Regions from separate parts of the Homo sapiens genome. Here region 1 is linked to region 2. The links are chromatin loops, found by intact Hi-C in ENCODE. Cell type or tissue: A673. All regions are shown on one strand. Links, peaks and the distances in the headings refer to the core of each region. The heading gives the core; the rest is flanking DNA.

The links. A loop is a pair of places that touch in the nucleus more often than their neighbours do. Peaks named below come from ENCODE experiments on the same cell type or tissue, not always from the same donor. Only the 100,000 strongest peaks of a DNase experiment are listed, where the experiment ranks them.
Region 1: it touches region 2 in a loop (4-fold over the local background); 1 of 110 quality-filtered maps calls a loop at or near these places.

Annotation. Positions count from the first base shown.
Region 1 is chr4:115,777,426-115,782,826 of GRCh38, forward strand. No RefSeq gene overlaps it. Among named protein-coding and RNA genes, the nearest start is that of MIR1973, 520 kb to the right of the region's middle. In A673, for the core only: a CTCF peak has its summit at 3,060; DNase peaks (open chromatin) are centred at 3,026 and 4,266; H3K27ac peaks cover 2,062 bases.
Region 2 is chr4:115,117,251-115,122,651 of GRCh38, forward strand. No RefSeq gene overlaps it. Among named protein-coding and RNA genes, the nearest start is that of NDST4, 6.3 kb to the left of the region's middle. In A673, for the core only: a CTCF peak has its summit at 2,887; DNase peaks (open chromatin) are centred at 531, 1,731 and 2,911; H3K4me3 peaks cover 1,611 bases; H3K27ac peaks cover 3,005 bases.

The sequences.
Region 1 (5,401 bases), core at 184-5,183, 660 kb after region 2:
CAACCATTTTAACTGGGTTGAGGCGATATCTCATTGCAGTTTTGATATTCATTTCCTTGACAAACAGTAATGTTGAGGATATTTTATATACCTCTTGGCCATTTGTCCATATATTTTTTGAGAATTTTTTATTCAGATCATTTGCCCATGGTTTTAGATTATTCTTTTGTGTTGAGTTTTTTATATATTCTGGTTATTAGTACCTTGTTAGATATGTAATCTGCAAATATTTTCTCCCATTCTGTAGGTTGCTTTTTACTCTCTTTATTGTTTCCTTCACTGTGCAGAAGGTTTTTGGTTTAATCTAATCCTATTTGTCTATGTTTGCTTTTGTGGCTTGGGCTTTTGAGGTCTTACCACAAAGAATGTTTGTGCAGACCAATGTCTTGAAGTGTTTCCTCAAAGTTTTCTTCCAGTAGTTTCATAGTTTAAGGACTTACATTTAAGTCTTTTTGGAAAATAGTTTGGAGTACTCCTCAACAAACTTAAATTAAAATGTCATATGATCCAGAAATTCTACTGTTGGGAATAAATGCAAAAGAAATAAAATAACTTTGTCAAAGAAATATCTGCATTCTTATGTTCGTTGCAGCACTATTCATAGTAGCCAAAATATGGAATCAACGTAAGTATCCTTCAACAGATAGGTACAAAAATGTTGTATATATACACACTGCAATATTATTTAGCTATAAAAAAACAAAATTCTGTTCTTTGCATCAACATGGATGAGCCTGGAGGACATTATGTTAAGTGAAATAATTCAGGCACAGAAAAACAAATATTACATGTACTAACTCATATGAGGGAGCTTAAAAAGTTTCTTTCAAGGCGTCGGAGAGTAGAATGATAGTTACCAGATGTTGAAAAGGATATGAGAAAGGGGAAGATAGAGAGAGGTGGGTTAGTGTGTAAAAAATATACAGTTAGATGGAAAGAATAAATTCTAGTGTTCCATAGCACAGTAGGGTGACAATAGTTAACAGCAATTATAGTAGATTTTAAAGATAGCTAGAAGATTTAGAATGAGAACACAAAGAAATAATAAATGTTTGAGGCAATGGATATTCTAATTACCCTGTTTTGATTATTAACATTGTATGCATGTATCAAAATATTATAAGAACCCTATAAGTATGAAGAGTTATATATTAACTGTCATTTTTACGTTTTCCTTTCTGCTTGTCTTTAGCCCATTCAATTATTCTGCCACACACTCCTGTGTAAACCACCCTATCTACTCACTTCCTATTTTCTTATTTTGGCAATCAAGATTGCCAAAACTATCCTTATGACAAAATGAGCCCCTGGCCATCATTTTCATCTTTTCCAGTTTATCCTCCATATCACTTGCATTTTCAAAACTCATAGAACAATATTCAGGCTTATCGGTTCAACTTTTACTTCAGTTTTCCACAGCTGATATGATTATATCTATTGGAATCTTTGGAATTCATTCTCGACCATCTATGCTTCTAATGATTTGTACTATCCTCAAGTAAATTGATCTCAGATAGAGTTTAAAGTTTTTGTTTTATGTGATGCATGAAGAACCATGTCTTTCAGCATGTGTTGCTCTGATATTCTATGTACAAAACAATTTTTAAAGCTTTGTCAAAGGCAACTGGGCATATTTGGAGATATTTTAAATCATATTTTGCAGTTGCATTATTTTTTAAGAGCTATGCTCTTTTGGATGGACATAGAGAAATGAAAATCTTAGGGTAGTCCAGGTGAGTACTTGCTTCTGATTCTTACAACTCTGTAATTTTACATTTTATGTTATACTTTTGAGTGGACTGAGAGTACCAATGAGATAAAGCTTTCAACTAGATTATTTGGAAATGCCTATCTGTTTTTTTTTTCAGGGCTAAGCATTGGTTAATAATGTAAATATGAATATTAAGCCAAGAAATAGGTTTCTCAATTCAGACACACAAAAGTGTCTGAATTATTTAGTGACAGAAAATCTTGGTACACTGTCACTTTAAAAACAAAGCTTACAAGGCTGAAGATATATCTTATTTTTTTCCTATGGATTGTCGTTTTCATATTAAGAGAATGTAAATCAGGAATGTTTACTTCATTGAAATTATAACGTCCAAGGCCAATTTCTTCATAATAGTGTTTACTTCAGGCTATTCATAAAACAAAATCAATCATATTGAGTAACAAATTTGTTATTTTATTTTACTTTCACATTGGTTTCTGTATATTAGGACAATAATGACAGAAAGAGAGAGATGAAGCAAAACAAAAACTTCAATACTTTTCTTTAACGTAAAGAACTTTCTACTTTAGATATTTGGAGGTAAAATTCACTCTTTTATAATAATTATTCCTCAGAAGTCTTAAAATATTTAAGATATTTTTAAATTATTATTAAATTAGACATATCACCTATATTTTTAAATGAGTTTATGTGTCTTTATGTATGTGTGTGTACATATGTATTTATATGTATGTGTATTATTTATATATTTATAAAATAAAGATACTATTTAAAAATAAAGATATATCTAATTTAATGTTTCCTACTTAATTATAATTATGTATATATACAATTTTTATATATATAATATTTTAGAGATGGGGTCTCACTCTGTCCCAGGCTGGTCTTGAAATATTGGGCTCCAGGGAGCCTACTGCTTCAGCCTTCCCAAGAGCTGGGATTACACTCACGCACCATCATACCCAGTGTACTCTGTTATATTTTAAACATAGTTTTTACACTATATGGTATTCCTAACTGCATGAAATATATATCCTATTATATTTCCCTTTAGGGCATTATGTTAACCAGGATAAATTGATGAGAAGCACAATGGTAAATAAATTAATAATGACACATAAAATTTCTTTGAATTCATTGATGTGAAAAGAGATTCTAAATAATACTCTGGGTATGCTGAGTATTATGCATAAATCATTCTTTTTTGACCCTATTTAACAGAAGTTTTATTAACTGATATAATAATTTTCTTAAATCCATCAACAGGAAATGAATTTCAACGTAATGTAAACACCCACGCTCTTGGCAGAACTACACTGCCATCTATAGTTTTAGTCCCTGGGATGTTAGTGTGTGGATTTTAATCTGTATTTATTCTCTAATTGTTCTTTTGAGAAATAAGCTATTATATTTTATCTCTAGTTTCTTTTGAATGAAATTATCGAGCACATTTTGTGCATGTTTGTCTGGATTTGCATATTATATGTCATATTTTTCATATTATCGCAAGCTAAGCATTCTCAAATTTAAAAATGTCCTGCAGCTCATTAATAAATAGGAAACTGAAATAGTACAAGGAAACTGAAACTTATATTTCAGTTATATTTTGAGATAGTGATAACATTTGGGGTTAAAATACACAATAATTCAGAGATAATGTTTTTACTCATTAGTAAGACTTTTCTATATCAATAATTTAGTGACATGAATTAGCTAAGTAGAATAAATCAGTTGTGACAATATTTATTAAGCTCAAATCTCTTCTGAGTAACTCTAAAATAAGTTCCTACTTCAGATATGGGTTTTGCATAGAAGGACCACTAAGGACTTTCTTTTCTCTGGTGTACATTGTTGTTGAGTAAAAGCACTTACTAAAATTTTAAGCCTTCTGTGAAGCTGTACTAGTTGGTTGCTGTGATTAGCACTTCCTTTCAAGTTGAGTAATGTTATGAGACCAACTCTCTCCCTTAGTATTAAAACAACAACAGGCTTAATAATAAAGCAGTGCAATAAAGTTCAGTCAATAGTTTGCAAACATGTTTTCCCTGAAGAAGAATACCATTTTTTTGTGAGGAAAAAAAAAAAAAAAAAAAAACTTCTCTGGGACCATGGTGGAAAGACAGAGGAGTGGAGTGATCATAACCTATTAATTACTTTTATGAACTTATCTATCTTTTTTCTTGATTTACCTGTTTTCAGAGACTGCATTTGTGTATGCTGTGTATTCTATAAAATGTACAAATCAAAATTTTCACAAACTTGTTCAGAGTTTTTTAAACCTGGACAGATTCAGGTATAAAATTTTGCATATTAACTATTAGAGCATCTAGCTCTACTTGTAAGCCATGTTGATTGAGATAACTGCAGGAGGTAACTCAAGATAGTTTCAACTTTTTGCCAGTGCCCTAGGTTCTTGTAATCTTCCAGGATATAAATAAGAGAGATTGCGAGACGTAGCAACGAGAAGAAAGTTTATTTAACTTGTGCACAAGGGAGCCAGCACAAAAAAAAGGGAACAATTGGGGCTGCTTCCTGAAAGCTGTGCGGGATTCAATTTTACGGGGCTCTCCTATGGGGACGGATGATGTCAGGGCATGTATAGGAAGGCTTTTTCTAGCATTTACGCAGTGGCTCAGTTTGCTTCTACATACATTGCGTGTATCATTAGCGTTTTAAATCTTCATCTTGTGGCATAATTTTTAGCATTAAAATGAGGAAGGCCTAATTATAATTTGAAATATGAATCTAACTGCACATAAAAGGGTCCCTGAGGAAGTCCGCAGCCCCCTGAAAGGAGGAACTTGTGGTTAGTGGCTTCTTGAGTCTTTTGTTGGTGATTGGCTGGAAGTTAGGTCAGCCACAGCTTAAGTAGAGGCTTTTGTTCTTTTTCTCCAAACCACATTAAAAGAGAAAACAAGATAGCCTGCCTATCTCAAATCTATTTTTCTATTTTCATTCAGTTCTGCAATTTTACATATGATCCTTATGCAAATGATTTATAAACTACTGAATTCAAGGCATAACAGATGTTAGTAAGGGAAGGTGTTTAAAACGTGGAACTTGTAACTGAGCTTTACAAGGAGAGTGAGGAGAGGAAGGGATGATTAGAATGCACAAGGTAGATGCCTGAACTGTATTGAGATATTGTTGAAGTCACAACAGTTGTTTTCTATCTGAGTAAGAAACCAAAAAGGATAAAATATTAAGTTTGAGAGTGGGAAACCCTATATCCAAATTCAGGACATGAATAAGTGAGTTTGTAGGGAGTTCTACTTGGGAAGATTTTTGGAGTTCAGAAAGAAAGGAAATGAAGTGGATTTGATACTGTGTAGATTGTCTTTGCTGCTATTTGAGTCATTCTAGATAATAGTAGGTCATGCGATTGAAAAGCAAGATTAGGTCAAATTCCAAACTTTTCACTGAAGTGAGGTTTTAAAGAAATGAATAGATAAGAAGGGTATGGAAATATAGTCATACAACCAGAATTGTATCTGTCTCAAGGGAGTAGTGTTAGTTTTAAGAAGACAGAGCAGGATTGATCTGATATTTTCATTGAGAAGAAAGAAGACACGACCACATGACCCTGATGTATGTGAGATACTGTAAAATAACCATCTTCACCTTAAGAATGCTGTAGGGAAAGAAAATTTCAGGGAAGTGGGCCACAGT
Region 2 (5,401 bases), core at 318-5,317:
TGCACAGAAAATACTAAAACAAGATTCCAAGTACTTCATAATTTCTACTTTTTAAAAAATTATTCACATGCATATACAGGCTATAAACAGAAGATATTTAGATCTTTAAATGTACATTTTTATTCATTTCAAGTTTCATCTTTTTTGTTACTTTTAGAGCAAAAATAATTTTGAATGAGCACAACCAAATAAATTTATAGTTCTCACAATTTTGATTGAATGCGTTTAGTTTAATTTACAGTCTTCACTACTAAAACTTATAAATACAAGATTCTATTACCACACTACCACTTTCTGTCTATATCCTTTTCTTTTAATTTTATTTTTTAACATGAGCAACTATCCTGTTGTACCAACACGAAAGGCTATAACTCTTTTTTAAAAGAAAAAGCATGAATAAAAGAAACTTCTACGTTCAAAGTTTATGCCTTCAGGGAGCAGGGGAAGCCTCTAATTGGGCTGTGAGTGACTAATACAAAAACTTTTTATTAAGAGAAAAAAATCTTCTGCTAGCAATTGTTAGGATAAGAACTTATGTGAGAAAGAAGTTGCATAAAGTCACTTTTGCTTCAATGGTATCATAATACATGATAAAAAAATCGTAAGTGCCAAATAGCATTACGTGGATAACAAACACCCCAGTCACAGACTTAGATGTTATCTTATTACACATCTGGATCTCTTGTTAGCAAGTTATTAGAAAAAGGGAAAAAAATAGGAAGAGCAGGTTGGAAGAAAGAATCTTTTTGCCAGTATCACTCTAGTGCATTGTTGTAGCAAGAGAGAAATCAGCATGTTAATGCTTCAAATAAATCCTTTGAAGATGCAAAACTTGAAAGGCCAAGTGAGGGAACAAACAGACTAAACAGTCCAATTCCAGTTTGGCAGACAACTACTTAAAGGAACATGATTTTTAATAAATAGCAGTTGTTGGCCAAAACACCATTGCATCATAAGAAATTTTGTTGTCACTAAAATGTTAGCACTCAAGTGAGAGACCCAGGGTGAGGTGGGGGAGGACAGTAAAAATTAAATTTATGATTTTTCCATGGTCTGATCTTTGCTATGAGAATTTTCAGTTAGTTTCTCTTTTAGAGGGTACACAAAGGTGAGGAGAGTTCATAAAGCGCATTAATTGGGCCCCAACTCCAGCGGGAGTGTCTCATCAGAGTAGGATCTTTAAATACCTTATAGGGGTTGTATAAGTTTTATCTAGGATAGGTAGTTTCAGTTTGTTTCTTTCTTTGTTTCTCTTTTCTTTGGAATTTTCATTTGCCAAATTTTATTAGGGTTTGATGGTGATTTCCTTTTGACTTACGCCTTACAAGTCATTTTACATTCTCTAATTTGAAGTCCTAAATGTTCAAAGTGAGAAAGCTACTTGCAGACCAGAATCATAGCATCACAGTGATAAGTTTGATAAAATTCTTTTTGTCATATAGGATATTTTCTTTCATCTGTTACCAAATTTTTTGTATTTTAAATATCCCAATATCATTTGTTTTCCGCCTGCTCCAGTCCTTCAGGGAAAGACATCTCATTTATGAACTATTTGGCTAATGCTCTGATCAGCATGGGAAATCTTAATTTTTTACTAAGCCTTAGCAAATCAGTTTCTGTCCTGTTAGCTTCAGTGCCTCACTGTAAATTATCGTCACTCTGGGGTAATTCACTGGATGCTGTCACTCTTTCTCCTATTTGGTTTAAGCCGTGTGTGTGTGTGTGTGTGTGTGTGTTGGGGGACCATGTTGAGATGGTAAGTTGTGAGGAAGTGGTATAAGAACATGAGATGTTCTAAAGCAAGTCAACAATGGCTGAAAGTTTCCTTAAGCTTGAGAAGCAATACTTGTGAATTCTAAGTCATGCTGTATTCCAAGACCTGTAAACCCAGTGTTGCCCTCTGTAACCAGCTAGCAATGGGGTACACAGCATTATATTGCTATTGTTGCCTGATTTGTAGGCACACACATAATGCTAGCAATGAAGTCTTTATTCTTTGAGGACAGAGATAATCTCTTTTGTTTTTGTTTGTTTGTTTGAGGCTTATATCCTTAATACTTGGAGCAGTGCCATGGCATAGTTACTGACATTTAAAAAAATAAATTTATGAATGAATGAACGAATGATGGCAACCCAAAGCTAGAAAATAGGGAACCAGAAATTAACATTTCCCCTACAAATATATTTTCAATGAAACTGTTGCACCAGTTCTGTATGTCACAAATAGAAGCAACAATTCATTTCAAAAGGAAGATGCAAAGATACATTATAAAGCAATTTTCCCCATGGATAAGAAGACCCAGATTAGTTTTCCTTTTTAGAATCCATGTCATTTAATCTTCCTAATATTATTCATGAATAAAAATATTTTAGTAAAAATATTGTCATATATTTTAAAGAATTGAAAATATTTTATACATTACTGTAATTTGGTTTGCATTTATAGAATCAGAAGAATGGCACTGTAAATTCTAAATATTCCTTTATGTAAAATGATTTGTTTGTCTTCCATATTAAGTATAATTTTATTTTAGAACTTTAATTGGTGTTTCCCTTTTCTGAAAAGGAATTATCATAAATGAGATGATATGAAGTAAATGAAAATATAGTACTCCGAAAACAGAGATATTTTACAAAAGAAAACCAAACAAATAATTAAATATAATGTAAAATAAATAAAGTAAAATGAATTCTGATACTCTAAACCTACTATATAATAAAACAATGATGAATTTTTTTGTCAGCTCAGCTGTTTATACCTGTTAGAGGGTGGGAAAGAGCAAAGTAATTAAATTAAGAGGAAAGAAAAATCATGTGATGAACACAGGAGTGTATGAAAGAATATACTTATCACCCTGCTAAAATATTCAATATTTTACAATATTCCCATAGAGGGCAATATTGTATAAAAGATGGTGAATGAAGACTCTGCCAATTCATCTCTGTTGATATGCTTTAAAGAAAACTGCTGTTACCATAAATTTGGAGCTCCACTTCCCCTCAAACTCTAATATATAAACTGATGCACACAAAAACATAACACAGAGTCTCATCAAAGGCAAAGAAAATTAATTTGGTATCACTTACTGGTAGATTACTTGAGTGAATAGCCTCCAGTTTCACCTTTAATTTGATTTAATCACTGCATCTCAGATCTCAGATAGCAGATTGAATTCTCCTATATAACTTACATCTATAATACACACATGTACATATATATACACAATACCATTTAGTTTATTTGAAATATTAATAAGGTAGTGCCTTCTTCAGTGCCTGGAAAGTAAAGGTAAACTACAGGTAACATATAAAGTGCGGCAAATTTTGTAAAATCGAAGTCTTATCAATGATTCAAATATAACTCTAAGGATCTAACCATAGAATAGGGCTGGGCCATGGAGAATGCAAAATTATACTTAGCTATATCTCTCAAATTTATTTCTATTATAAAATCATCTTGCACTCATCTACCTTCCTTATTTAAATATACTCCTTTACCTTCCCCTCTTGTAACTCAAAAATAGATTGCTTCACTGTAAAACCCTTCCTCTCAAAGATGTTAAGTATATTAGAACTTGAAACATTTGCTCTTGAATGACCTTTGTAATAACTGCTAATTTGCATTTAGCATATACTGAAAGAAAAGACATTGTGCATTCTGTAGTATCATTAAAACATACTATTATCTTAAACATTCAATTATCTACAGATTTTAATACACATAGTGATATGGAATACATGGAATTATGAAGCATACTATAACATTCTACCTGTCTGCTATGCCACAGATGCAATTCTACCTTCAGAGAGATGAGTCTCCTCAGTTCCCTCGTTATGAGATGTCCTATACAAGATCATTATGATTATATCCTATAAAAATTATTTTAAGGCTAATGTAAATAAATGAAAATTAATACGACTATAAGCCAGATTTAGTCATAAGAAATATAAATCTAGTCCTTTTATTTAGGACATCCAATTTGTACCTGAATATTAAATCAAACTAGAGTAAACTGTTTAGTTCAAATTAAATTATGTGAATCTTTAAAATAACGTTAATTACTTGTCAAGTACAACTTCTCAAGTCTAAATAATTAATATTCTTTAATCTGCCAAAGTAACTATGGTAATCAAGCAATTCTTGTGTGTGTTTGCAGTTAAACAAGAGGTACATTTAGAACAATCTGGTTTCTTGAAATCCCTATCTCAAATTTCCAGATTACTTTGAAAGGAGTTATTCCTCCAGCATAAAGCACTATTTGGCCTGACCCTTCATGACCACTGTTAGGATGATTAAGGGAAAAAGGCTATTTGTTGAACCTGATACTCTGAGTCACAGTTGATAGTAGAGGTTTGTTCCAATTTACTTGCTTTCATAATACATTCAATACTAACATTATGTAATCTTCAACTCATTTTTAAAATCTTCAGAGTTTTCAAAAGATGTTCTCATAGATTATTTGATTTGAGGGTCACAATGATCCTATTATTAGTTATTGTGGTATTATATCTGCATTGTATAGGTTAGAACACTGAGACACAAGTAGCAAACCTGGGATCAGCAACAGGACTCACTAATCCTTAGCCCTGTGGTCTTTCCACTATACCAAACAGTCGTCTGAATGAACGTCCCTGGAGAATGCCCCTTTTCATTACTCTGTAAGCAGAGTGGCCTTTCAGGTGGCCATTCAAAACCCTGTGCTTTATAATCCACTTGGTAATATATAGATAAAACAAGAGTTATGCTTTTAACCTTTCTATATGGCAAGTTACCAATAATTTGGTAGCATTGAAATTCTGATATCTTCTCCATGAATATGTTTTATACAAATGCTTATCTATACCAAGATCTGTTCTAAAGAATAGTAGAGAAGGAAAGATTTAATTAGGCTTTAGAAATACTAGGCAGCACAGGGAATCATAGTTCATAGTCATTGGCATATGCTAAGGGGAGAATTAAAATGAGGGAAACTTGTGAGATTTTATTTTCTGTTCATTTTTATTTAAATTATACAATTTCTTTTTCTGGTTTGAAGAAAGAGGTGGATCAGAGAATTTCTCAGACCGGTGCTAAGATATCACAATCTAGATCACTGGTTGTGAAATTTTTGTGACCCACAACACAGAGACACTAAACAAGAATTTCAGAAAACAATTCTTACTTCTTAGTTGACTGTGTGCAGTGCATTTGATTTTCTTTTTTGTTCCATTCCATTCCATTCTATAAACATTTTGAAATGCTGACCTAAATCTACTAATGTAAATGCATATAAAGAGTCATGAACTGAATTTTAAAAAATGAATCTAGATTCATTATGTATTTATACAGTACTGAATATAAAAAAAGATCAAGTCATTTCCATGGTATAATAATTGGAACTTTTCCCTAATTTTTCATTTA